2 separate regions of the Homo sapiens genome follow, and region 1 is linked to region 2. Evidence: read pairs that join two places in POLR2A ChIA-PET (ENCODE). Cell type or tissue: PC-9. All regions are shown on one strand. Links, peaks and the distances in the headings refer to the core of each region. The heading gives the core; the rest is flanking DNA.

The links. Peaks named below come from ENCODE experiments on the same cell type or tissue, not always from the same donor. Only the 100,000 strongest peaks of a DNase experiment are listed, where the experiment ranks them.
Region 1: POLR2A ChIA-PET joins it to region 2 with 7 read pairs; 1 of 35 experiments calls an interaction of 5 or more read pairs at or near these places.

What each region holds. Positions count from the first base shown.
Region 1 is chr22:41,529,734-41,535,589 of GRCh38, reverse strand. POLR3H (RNA polymerase III subunit H) reads left to right here. Exons shown (of 6, transcript NM_001018050.4): 3 at 2,845-2,931; 4 at 3,433-3,496; 5 at 4,702-4,903. Among named protein-coding and RNA genes, the nearest start is that of POLR3H, 12 kb to the left of the region's middle. RefSeq lists a silencer at 891-1,185 and enhancers at 2,230-2,279, 2,072-2,880, 2,881-3,689. In PC-9, for the core only: CTCF peaks have their summits at 1,995 and 2,197 (motif pointing right); a DNase peak (open chromatin) is centred at 2,189.
Region 2 is chr22:40,999,458-41,005,313 of GRCh38, reverse strand. No RefSeq gene overlaps it. Among named protein-coding and RNA genes, the nearest start is that of RBX1, 51 kb to the right of the region's middle. In PC-9, for the core only: no CTCF peak of the experiment used is centred there; DNase peaks (open chromatin) are centred at 2,053, 2,833 and 3,413; H3K4me3 peaks cover 2,441 bases; H3K27ac peaks cover 4,000 bases.

The sequences.
Region 1 (5,856 bases), core at 578-4,577, 530 kb before region 2:
CTCCCAAAGTTCTGGGATTACAGGCGTGAGCCACTGCGCCCAGCTTCCTTCCTCTTCTTGATGGTCCTTTAGACTCATCCTTTCTGACTTTCCAGGCATCCCCTCTGCAGGCTACACATCCCTAGACCTCCAGGTGGGGCTCTTGTGAGATGAACTGCAGATCCAGCACTCTCCTGGCTGACCAGCCTGTTGCTCTGTGTCCTTCTGTTTTTTCACTGAGATATAATTCACATACCACAAAATTCACCCTTTCAAAGCATACAATTTAGTGGCTTTGTATATTAAGAGTTGTGCAACCATCACCACTATCTTTTTTTTTTAATTACATTATCACCATTTTGCAACTCCTTATGAAGACAGATCTCATCAATGATCATTAACTTTTTAGCTTCCCCCAAAGAGAGACAAACAAGCATTATATAGTTCCTGGTGGAAGAACTCAACACCGATTATGAGGCAGTTCTGTTGCTAAACGCTAGGAGTTGAATCTGTTAAAAATTCTAGATGCAAGTTCCAGTTTGGAGGAACTATAGGAATGGAGGAATACAGTGACTGGCACCACAGGCCTCCAGGGGTTATGGTAAGTAGGCAGATATGAGCAGGGCAGGAGAGGGCCCCCTCCCACCAGGAACAACACCCTCATCAGCTAAGCCATCACCACTATCTAATTCCACAATTTTTTTTTTTTTTTTTTTTTGACAGAGTTTCACTCTTGTTGCCCAGGCTGGAGTGCAATGGCGCAGTCTCAGCTCACTGTAACCTCTGCCTCCTGGTTTCAAGCAATTCTCATGCCTCAGCCTCCCAAGTAGCTGGGATTATAGGCACCCAATACCACGCCTGGCTAATTTTTGTATTTTTTTAGTAGAGACGGGGTTTCACTATGTCGGCCAGGATGGTCTTGAACTGCTGACCTCAGGTGATCCGCCCGCCTCGACCTCCCAAAGTGCTGGGATTACAGACTTGAGCCACCGTGCGCGGGGCCATTCCACAGCGTTTTTATCACCCTACAAAGAAACCCCGCCCAGTAGCAGTCACTGCTAATCCTGTCCTTCACCCAGCCTCTGGCAGCCACTTAACTGCTTTCTGTCTCTATGGATGTGGTTCTGGACACTGTACATGAATGGAGTCGCACACTGTGTGGCTTTTGTGTCTGGCTGCTTTCACTTGGCCCCATGTGAAGGTTCAGCCCGAGGTTGAGCCACACTGTAGTGCATGTCAGAATTCCTTCCTTTGTAAGGCTGCATAATATTCCATTGTGTGTCTCCAGCATGTTTTGTTTACTCATCCATCCATGGGGGACTCCGGGTGCCCAGCATTTGCTTTTGGATGTGGTTGTTCCAGCCTGGGGCTCCCTGGGCGCAGGATCATGTGCTGTCCCACCCCCGTGAGCCCAGTGCCCAGACTGGGCCTGGCACAAACCTGGTGCAGGCTCTGTGAAGTTTTTTTTTTTTTTGAGACGGAGTCTTGCTCTGTTGCCCAGGCTGGAGCGCAGTGGCATGATCTTGGCGTACTGCAACCTCCACCTCCTGGTTCAAGTGATTCTCCTGCCTCAGCCTCCTGAGTGGCTGGGATCATAGGCACCTGGTACCACACCCGGCTAATTTTTGTATTTTGGTAGAGACGGTGTTTTATCATGTTGGCCAGGCTGGTCTCAAACTCCTGACCTCAGGTGATCTGCCCACCTCGGCCTCCCAAAGTGCCGAGATTACAGACTTGAGCCACCCCGCCCGGCCTCTGTGAGGATTTATTAAACCAAACTGAATGTTGGGCCATGTGGGGGACAGGGTTTTTCCATCTGTGCGTAAGTGGCCCTTGGCCGCCCTCATCTGCTCTCTGGGAGGTCAGCACAAGGCCCAGTCATCTTCATGGTGGCTGTGATGGCTCACGTTTGTGTCTTCCCAGGGTGAGAGGTCCATCGGCTGCCTCTCCTCATGCCCTGCTGATGCCAGGGTCCCTGCCGTCCTGGGGGGCATGTTGGCCGACTAAATGGTTGACGGCATCGTGGAAGCCTGTGTTTGGGATTAAACCTGTCTGAGGAAGGCAAGATTCGACCCGGTGGCCCTGTCTGGTGGGTACAGAAAGACCAGGTGTCTCCCCATGGCTATGTGGCTGTGAGTGGGTCACCCTGGCTCTGAGCCACTGCCTTATCCTCACGGTGGGAACTCTGTTGGTAACCAGCAGGGGGCAGCCGCGTGCTGATTCTCAGGTCAGCGTTGGACTCCTACTTTGGGGCTTCGAGCAAGGGCCTGAGTGACAAGGTGACATACAGCTAATGCCAGGGCCTGGGGTCAGAGTGTGCGATGTGGGCACAGACCCCACCTGGTGTTTTCCTTGCAGTCAGGTGAGTGGGGACCACCTGCAGCATGGCCTGAGAACCCACAGAGGCATTTTTGCTGGGCTGCTGGCCTGCGCCTCACAACACCAGGGCATTTTTAGCCTCCTCTCCAGGTCAGAGCTGTGCCTGGGGCCGACTTTGCTGCTCAGCAGGAGGTGGGAGTTTCCAAACCCTGCGTTCTTTACCAGTTGCTTCTGCCCTTTTTAGGAGCTGAAGGAGAGCCTGGAGGGAGGTTGAAATTGACTTTGGAGCCACTGATGGCTCAGAATCTGGGCTCAGGTGTGAGTAACCTGGCAGTTTTGGGAGTGCCCAGTTACAGGACAGCTGCTGCTGCCCCCCTGTGGGGGCCATGCTGTGAACTTGCAGGAGACAAAGGGAGGGTCTAGGCTTGCAGGGGGATGTGGCATGGAGCAGCCACACAGGCCCCCAGGTGTGCTGGCACCTGAGGGTGACATGGGAGCGCACTGGGGCCCCGGTCAGCATCACTGATGGGCTGTCTTCATTTCCAGTCCATTTTCGCTGCGTGGTGTTTCATCCATTCCTAGATGAGATTCTCATTGGGAAGATCAAAGGCTGCAGCCCAGAAGGAGTGCACGGTAACAGTGGCCCTGACGCCTCAGACAAGACTTGGGAACACTGTGGGGGCAGGAGGTCTGTGTCCACCCACATGGTCAGGGGAGGGCTCAGGTGTCGAGGCCGAACCTTCCCCGTGGTGTCAGAGAAGCTTGCCCACCCTCCCTTTTATGTGTTGTGTGAGGACCTCCATCAGCAGTGCGGTTTCACTGTGAGGCCGTCACTCAGGACTTCAGGGTGGGCACTGAAGCTGGCGGAAGTGACTGGGAGTCTTTAGCGCCCACTGGCCCCTGTTGTGTGCAGAGGTTTTGGGGACTAGGTGCTCCGGGCTTTGCCCAGGGCTGCTCCGCTATGTGGGTGGTGTACGCAGAGGCATTAGGTGGGGAAGGGGCCTAGGTTTCCACAGCGACATCCGCCTCGTGGGCAGCCCCAGGCAGGGCTTGCCTGTCAAGCATAAGACCCCGCAGTGTTTGGCGTCCACTGGGACCCCCATCTCAGGCCGTCACCTGCTTCCTTCCTTCCAGTCTCTCTAGGCTTCTTCGATGACATTCTCATCCCCCCAGAGTCACTGCAGCAGCCAGCCAAGTTGTATCCTCCAAGGGTTAAAGTGGTTTGTCACAGGGAGCTCAGGCCTCTCCAAAGGAAGGTCCCCACTCCTTAGGGTGGCCTTTGGGGCCTGTAACCTGATGTCACTGGCCTCTGTGCCTGCCCCTCGCCTGTGCTTTTGCTCCAGAGGCACCAGCCTGTCTGTGCCTCCCATGCAGGGAGTCATGTGATGCCCACATGCCTGTCTTTGTCGGGGCCATCAGGCTTGGCTGTCTGGGTTGTACACTGCACACCATTAGAGCTGTGGTGTCCTGGGGGACACCATTCACTTCCGGTTCACTTCACTTAGGTTGTCCCTGCAGGAATCATCTTAAAGATCACTTGCCCTGGAGGCATGCACTGGTCCCTGGGACGTGAGGCCTTGCCTGTGTGCCGGGTCGTGGGCTAAGATGTGTTCCTCCTGGGCCTCCGTTGTCCCTGTCCCACCCCTCACCTTGCTGTACTGGGGTTGTCTGTTTCTGTGGGGCTATCCACAAATCTGAGGCTCCTCACTGGGAAGGACTCTGACATGTCACAGCTGTACCCACGGTGCACAGCACGGGACCTGGCACAGAGGCAGGACCCAACAGTGGGACTGCCACCAGAGAACCCATGGCTCCCCTGTGTGGGCTCTGCCAGGGACGATGGAGAGCCAAGGGGGACTGCCCTGGCTGGGTGGCAGCACGGCTCTGGGTCTGCATGTGACTCCAGGATGTGTTAGAAAACCTGGCGCAGCCCGGCTGGTTCTCTCACCACCTGTCATCCAAGTGGGCAGGTGACCTCCCATCCCACTATGTCCTCTTGAAAACGGCAAGTCCTTGGGTGCCCATCAGCCTGTCACAAGGCTTTGATGAAAAGGGTGTGTGGGGCTCCGTGGCAGGAGGCCCAGGTTGCTCTTGTCTTGAGAGGTGGGACTCGGACCCTGTCTCGTCCCCTCCTGCTCTGGTGCTCTGAGATCCATGTGCGTCTGGCCGTGGTGCCTGGCTGGGGACCCCATGTTCCCCTTCCTGGGTCCTGGCCTCCAAGAGCGCTTGTTCCTCTCTGTTTGGCCCAGGCCTTGTGCATGGGGCTGGGACCTGCTTTTCCTGTGACTTCCCAGCCACAGTGATCTCACCCTGAGATTGGTTTTTCCTGCGGGGTCGGGGAGTGGGTGCTGAGGGAAGCCCCTCCCACTATCTGGTTGCTGCCTTGACCCTGGACCCCCTCAGCGACGAAGCGGAGCAGGTGTGGGTGTGGGAGTACGAGACGGAGGAAGGAGCACACGACCTCTACATGGACACCGGCGAGGAGATCCGCTTCCGGGTGGTGGACGAGAGCTTTGTTGACACGTCCCCCACAGGGCCCAGCTCAGCAGATGCCACCACTTCCAGTGAGGAGCTGCCAAAGAAGGAGGCTCCGTACACGCTTGTGGTGAGTGGCTCTGATGGTGCTGAAGCCCCCATGAGGCGGGAGAGCCGGAGTGCAGGGCTGGAAGCTGTGTCCTGGGGCTTCTGCTCTGGGATCTCCCCCAGCAGGTCAGGGATCCTGTTTGGGGGGTCTTGGCTGGTCACTTCTCCCTGGAGAGCCTGAGTTTCTGTAGGCCAGGGCTGTGAGGCAGTAAAGGTACATGGCTGCTGGTGGGGTGGGCGAGTCAGCTTGCAAAGGGGACAGAGCTCACGGTGGACAAGACCACTGATAAAGCGGCTTTGAGGCCAAGTGCAGTGGCTCACATCTATAATCCCAGCACTTTGGGAGGCCAAAGTGGGAGGATCGTGTGAGGCCAGGAGTTTGAGACCAGCCTGGCTAAAAAAGTGAGAAGTTGTCTCTATAAAAAACAATTAGCAGGGCATGGTGGCGTGCCCTGTGGTCCCAGCTACTTGGGAGGCTGAGATGGGAGTATCCCTTAAGCCCAGGAGTTCAAGGTTGTGCCACTGCATTACAGCTTGGGCAACACAATGAAATGCTATCTTTAAAAAATTGGGGGGTAGGGAGGGGTTTGAGGGAGAAAGAAATCAAGGAAGGGGCTTGGGAGAGATCAAAGCCCTGAGATTAAGGGTAGGGCTGCTGGGGCACAGTGGCTCACGCCTGTAATCCCAGCACTTTGGGAGGCCAAGGTGGGCGGATCACGAGGTCAGGAGATTGAGACCATCCTGGCTAACACGGTGAAACCCCATCTCTACTAAAAATACAAAAAATTAGCCGGGTGTGGTGGCGGGCGCCTGTAGTCCCAGCTACTTGGGAGGCTGAGGCAGGAGAATGGTGTGAACCCGGGAGGTGGAGGTTGCAGTGAGCCAAGATCGTGCCACTCCACTCCAGCCCGGGTGACAGTGCGAGACTGTCTCAAAAAAAAAAAACAACAAAAAAAAGGTAGGGCTCCCTGTAGG
Region 2 (5,856 bases), core at 920-4,919:
GCCTGGGCAACAGAGCAAGACTCCATCTTAAAAAAAAAAAGAGATATAGATCCCAGTTAAACATGCACGTGAATATATCTAACGGGCAGTTGGATATTCAGGATCAGGCCGTGGAGTTGTTAGCACTGCTACGACTATTTTTTCTCCACTGTCATACTTGATCCTCACACCAGCCCAAGAGTAAGGCAGGGCAGGGATGATTCTCCCAGCTTGAGGGAATTAAAATTCTATGGAGAGTATATAACCAAAATAATTGAAAACAGGTATTCAAATACTTGTAGGCTGGGCATGGTGGCTCATGCCTGTAATCCTAGCACTTTGGGAGGCCGAGGCAGATGGATCACCTGAGGTCAGGAGTTGGAGACCAGCCTGGCCAACATGGTGAAATCCCCCTCTCTACTAAAAATGCAAAAAAATTAGCTGGGCATGGTGCCGGGCGCCTGTAATCCCAGCTACTCGGGAGGCGGAGGCAGGAAAATCGCTTGAACCCAGGAGGCGGAGGTTGTAGTGAGCCAAGATCGTGCCACTGCATTCCAGCCTGGTCGACAGAACGAGACTGTGTCTCAAAAAAACAAAAACAAAAACCAAAAAACCAAACAAATACTTGTACAGGAATGTTCATAGCAGCACTATTCGTGACAGCCAAAGGTGGAAACCACCCAAATGTCCATCACCTGGTGAAGGGCTATATAAAATGTGACGTGTACCCATGCAATGGACTATTATTCAGACATTAAGAGGAACGAAGGCCTGCTCCATAACAAATTGTTGATGCACCTCAAAAACATTATGCTGGCTAGGCACGGTGGTACATGCCTATAATCCCAGCACTCTGGGAGGCTGAGGCAGGAGGATTGCTTGAGCTCAGGTGTTTGAGACCAGCCTGGGAAACACGGTGAAAAAATACAAAAAAATACAAAGATTAGCCAGGGATGGTGGCACACACCTTTAGCCTCAGCTACTTGGGAGGCTGAGGTAGAAGGATCACTTGAGCCCGGGAGGTTGAGGCTACAGTGAGCTGAAATTGTGCCACTACACTCCAGCCTGGACAACAGAATGAGACCCTGTCTCACAAAAAACAAAATACCATTATGCTAAGTGAATGACGCATCACAAAAGGTCACATATTTTGTGATCCCATTCACATGAAGTGTCCAGAATAGGGAAATCCATAGAGACAGAAAGCAGATTTGTGGTTGCCTGGGGGTAGCGACGGGGGAATGAAGAGTGAGTGCTTAATGAGTATGGGGTATACTGTGAATATACTGATTCTGAACTGTACACTTTTATTTATTTATTTATTTATTTTAATAGTGATGGAGGGCGGGGCACAGTGGCTCACGCCTGTAATCCCAGCACTTTAGGAGGCCGGGGCGGGTGGATCACCTGAGGTCAGGAGTTTGAGACCAGCCTAGCCAACATGATGAAACCCTTACTTTACTAAAAATACAAAAATTAGCTGGGTGTTGTAGCGGGCTCCTGTAGTCCTATAGTCCTAGCTACTTGGGAGGCTGAGGTAGGAGAATCACTTGAACCTGGGAGGTGGAGGCTGCACTGAACTGAGATTGCGCCATTGCACTCCAGCCTGGGCAACAGAGCGAGACTCCATCTCAAAAAAAAAAAAAAAAAAAAAAAAAACAATAGTGATGGGGTCTCACCCCGAGCTCAAGCGATCCTCTCCACTCAGCCTCCCAAAGTGCTGGTATTACAGGTTTGAGCTACCATACCTGGCCACTGTACACTTAAAAATGATTAACTTTCTGTTATGTGAATTTCACCTCAATTATAAAAAGAAAGAAAGAAAAACAGAAAGCTCCATGGAGAACTTAACACCAGGTCCCTGGGACCCAGCACGATGTCGTGACTCCCACTGCCGTTCTCTACGAGGCCGTGGGTCTACGGACTGTGACCAGTTTTTTTTTTTTTGCTACAGGTTCTCCACCTGGTACAAGAAGAGTGGCCCAGAGAAAGGTCAGTTTAAGGCAACTGGATTTCCCAAGTCCCAAAGCAGGAAATCTGGTCTGACAAGCACGGGATTCTCGTCTGAAATTAGCCCAGCCCTGGAAAACCTGTGGCTGGGGGTTGCTGTCATCAGAAAGAACCTGTACTTCCGGGTTTGTTTTGGTTGGGAAGGAAGGAGCTGGAGCAGCCAACCTGGCTTCTCAGAGCTTCCATATTTAACCCATCAGGGCCCAAGGCTCCCAGGTGTAGAAGCGACTTTAGAGATACCTATGAGGAAACAGAAGCTCCAAGAAGGTAAAGACCTTCTCCCAGGCCACAGAGCCAGTAAATGGCTGAGCCAGGGTTAGGAGGAAGGAAACTAACATTTCTATAGCACGTGCCCTAAATCCAGAGCCTCACCCTGCAAAGGAGGTGTTAGTAACCCCATTCTGCTCATGAGATTCAGAGAAGCTTAGTGAGTGGCCGATATCACCAAGCTACTAAAAGGCAGAGATACTATTAAAATATAGGCCTACAGCTGGGCGTGGTGGCTCACACCTGTAATTCCAGCACTTTGGGAGGCTGAGGCGGGTGGATCACGAGGTCAGGCATTCGAGACCAGCCTGGCCAACATGGTGAAAATCTGTCACTACTAAATATACAAAAATCAGCCTGGCGTGGTGGCGTGTGCCTGTAATCCCAGCTACTCAGGAGGCTGAGGCAGGAGAATAGCTTGAACCCTGGGGGCGGAGGTTGCAGTGAGCCGAGATTGCGCCACTGCATTCTAGCCTGGGTGACAAAGCGAGACTCCATCTCAAAAAACAAACAAACAAAACAAAACAAAACCTGACTCTTCAACAATCTACAGTTCTTCCTGAGCCCTTATCTGCCATGCTCATCTATGTATCCCCAGTGCCTGATACTGAGGAGTGTTCAAAACTCATTTAATATCGGGAGATTTGCCGGATGCTGTGGCTCATGCCTGTGATCCCAGCACTTTGGGAGGCCGAGGCGGGTGGATCATGAGGTCAGGAGTTCAAGACCAGCCTGGCCAAGATGGTGAAACCCCGTCTCTACTAAAAATACAAAAATTACAGCGCGCCTGTAATCCCAGCTACTCGGGAGGCTGAGGCAGGAGAATCGCTTGAACCTAGGGGGCGGAGGTTGCAGTGAGCCGAGATCACACCACTGCACTCCAGCCTGGGTGACAGAGCGAGACTCCATCTCAAAAAAAAAAAAAGTATCGGGAGATTGAGGTGGGAGGATGGCTTGAGCCCAGGAGGTTGAGGCTGCAGTGAGCCTTGATTACACCACTGCACTCTAGCCTGGGCTACAAAGCCAAGCCCTATCTCAGAAGAAAAAAAAAAAAAAAAAAAAGAGGCATTTAATGAATGAATGAGTCACACCTTGCTCTTCCCACTCTGCCGCACCTCCATCCAGATTCACTCTGTTCAAAGTTGATAGATGTTCTGGGGCTTTCACATAGTTGTCATGGTAACTGAACTTTTAGAACTTTTAGAAATAACAGCTGCAGGCAATCCAGGACAAAAACAGTGGACCTGTTTCTTGCTAAACAGGTTATGGCTCTTCTGTCCAAGCTGACAAGGGTTAACACAAAGCAGCAAAGGCTAGAAGAGATTTCCTAACACAGCTTTACGGTTATTGGCCATTGTTATTGACCAAGGACCCCTTTGTTTGCCCCAATACCACCACCTTCACCACAGATCCATGTTTTAGAAAACTTGTCTATTGAGAATACCTGCCTTTAAGTGGTAACTAAGCTGTAACTCCACTCTTTACACATCAACAATTTTCAAGCTACTGTCAGAGCTTCATATCAGCAGGAGATCACCACCATTACCCCACTGAGCTAATAGCATTTTAGCTCAAAGCAGGAAATCTTGGAGCATTTTATTTTGCTAGTTAGTGCAAGCAAGCCTGTAGAATTTGGACTTCTTGAAATATTGAAAATACCTTCTTAAGACCATTTCTAACAAAATTAGAAATGAAATGAGAAAATAACCATAGCTACAAAGAACCCTAAAAGGACTGTGATTATTACACAAATAAATGAGAAAGCCTGGCCAGGCGCAGTGGCTCACACCCGTAATTCCAGCACTTTGGGAGGCCAAGGCAGGCAGATCGCTTGAGCTCAGGAGTTAGAGACCAGCCTGGGCAACATGGCGAAAGCCCGCATCTACAAAAAAATACAAAATATTAGTCGGGTGTGGTGGCGCATGCCACCTACCCAGCTATCCAGGAAGCTGAGGTGGGAGGATTGCTTGAGCCCAGGAGGTCGAGGCTGCAGTGAGCTGTGATTGTGCCACTGGACTCCAGCCTGGGGGACAGAGAGAAAACCTATCTCAAAAAAAAAAAAAAAAAAAGAAGATTAATTTGAAATAAAATGGAAGACCTACATTTTGACCCAGCAATCCCATTCTAGGAATTTATCTTACAAATATATTTGTATATTAATTCAACAGTTTTTTTTTTAGTCTGTGTTCTGCTAAATGCTATGCTTATATTTGCTTCTTTTTAAAAATTTTCTTTCTCTCTCTCTCTCTCTTTTTTTTTAATAGAGATGGAGTCTCGCTATGTTGCCTAGGCTAGTCTTGAACTCCTGGGCTTGGCCTCCCAAAGTCCTGGGATTACAGGCATGAGCCACCAAACCTGGCCCTTCAGCAATTATTATTTTAGTATCAGTTACCTTTCTGGTGCCAGGAATACAAATCAGTGAACAAGTTGGACAAAACCAAAACAAAACAGCAACAAAAACCCTTGCAATCTGGTGGTAGGAAACAGACAATAAACATAATCAAAGAGTAAATTATATATACTCTGTCTGAAGGTGATGATTGCTATACGAAAAAAATTTAACAGGATAGGGAGATTGAGAAGGCTGGGTGAGCCTCTTGGAGAAAGAAGGCAGTGAGGGAGTGAGCCATGTGAATATGGGTGGTGGGGAGGAAAGGGCAAAGTCCCTGTGGTAGGATCGAACCTGGTGTGTACACACAAAAGGAGTCATGCACAAGATTTCATTACAGTAATGGTGGTAACAGCAAAGGATTCAAAGTCTAAGTATTCATCTGTAAGGGACCAATTAAACAGGGTATGGTACATCTACCAATGGAATACTATGCAGCTATACAAAAGAATAAGGAAAATCTATGAAGTGTGAAAGGAAGATCTCTGGAATATATTGTTTAGTGAAAAAAAGCAAGGAGCAGAATAGATTATATGGTATGCTAACTTTGTGTAAAAAAAAAGGAGGGAAATAAATATTATAAAGATGCCAATTATTTCTCAATTAATTTATAAATTAATTGTGAGACCCCCCAAGAAACAGAAAAGCTGGTTTTAAGGACGAAGAGAATTCATAGCTGGGTGTGGTGGCTCACATCTGTAATTTCTGCACTTTAGGGAGGCTGAGGCAGATGGATCGCTTGAGCCCAGAAGTTCAAGACTAGCCTGGGCAACATGGCGAGATGCCATCTCTACAAAAAAAAAATACAAAAATCAGCCAGGCATGGTGGTGCGTGCCTGTAGTCCCAGCTACTTGGGAGGCTGAGGTGGGAGGATTGCTTGAGCCTGGGAGGTAGAGGCTGCAGTGAGTCACGATCACGCCACTGCACTCCAGCCTAGGCAACAGAACGAGACCCTGTCTTGAAAAACAAAAACAAACAAAAACAAAAGAACTAAGGAAATTGTTAAAGAGAAAGGAACAAGCCCAACCAGATATTAAAATATATTATAAAACCATTATAATTAGGCCTGGTGCAGTGGCTCACGCCTGTAATCCCAGCACTTTGGGAGGCCAAGGTGGGCGGATCACCTGAGGTCGGGAGTTCGAGACCAGCCTGACCAACATGGAGAAATCCTGTCTCTACTAAAAATACAAAAAAGTAGCCGTGCGTG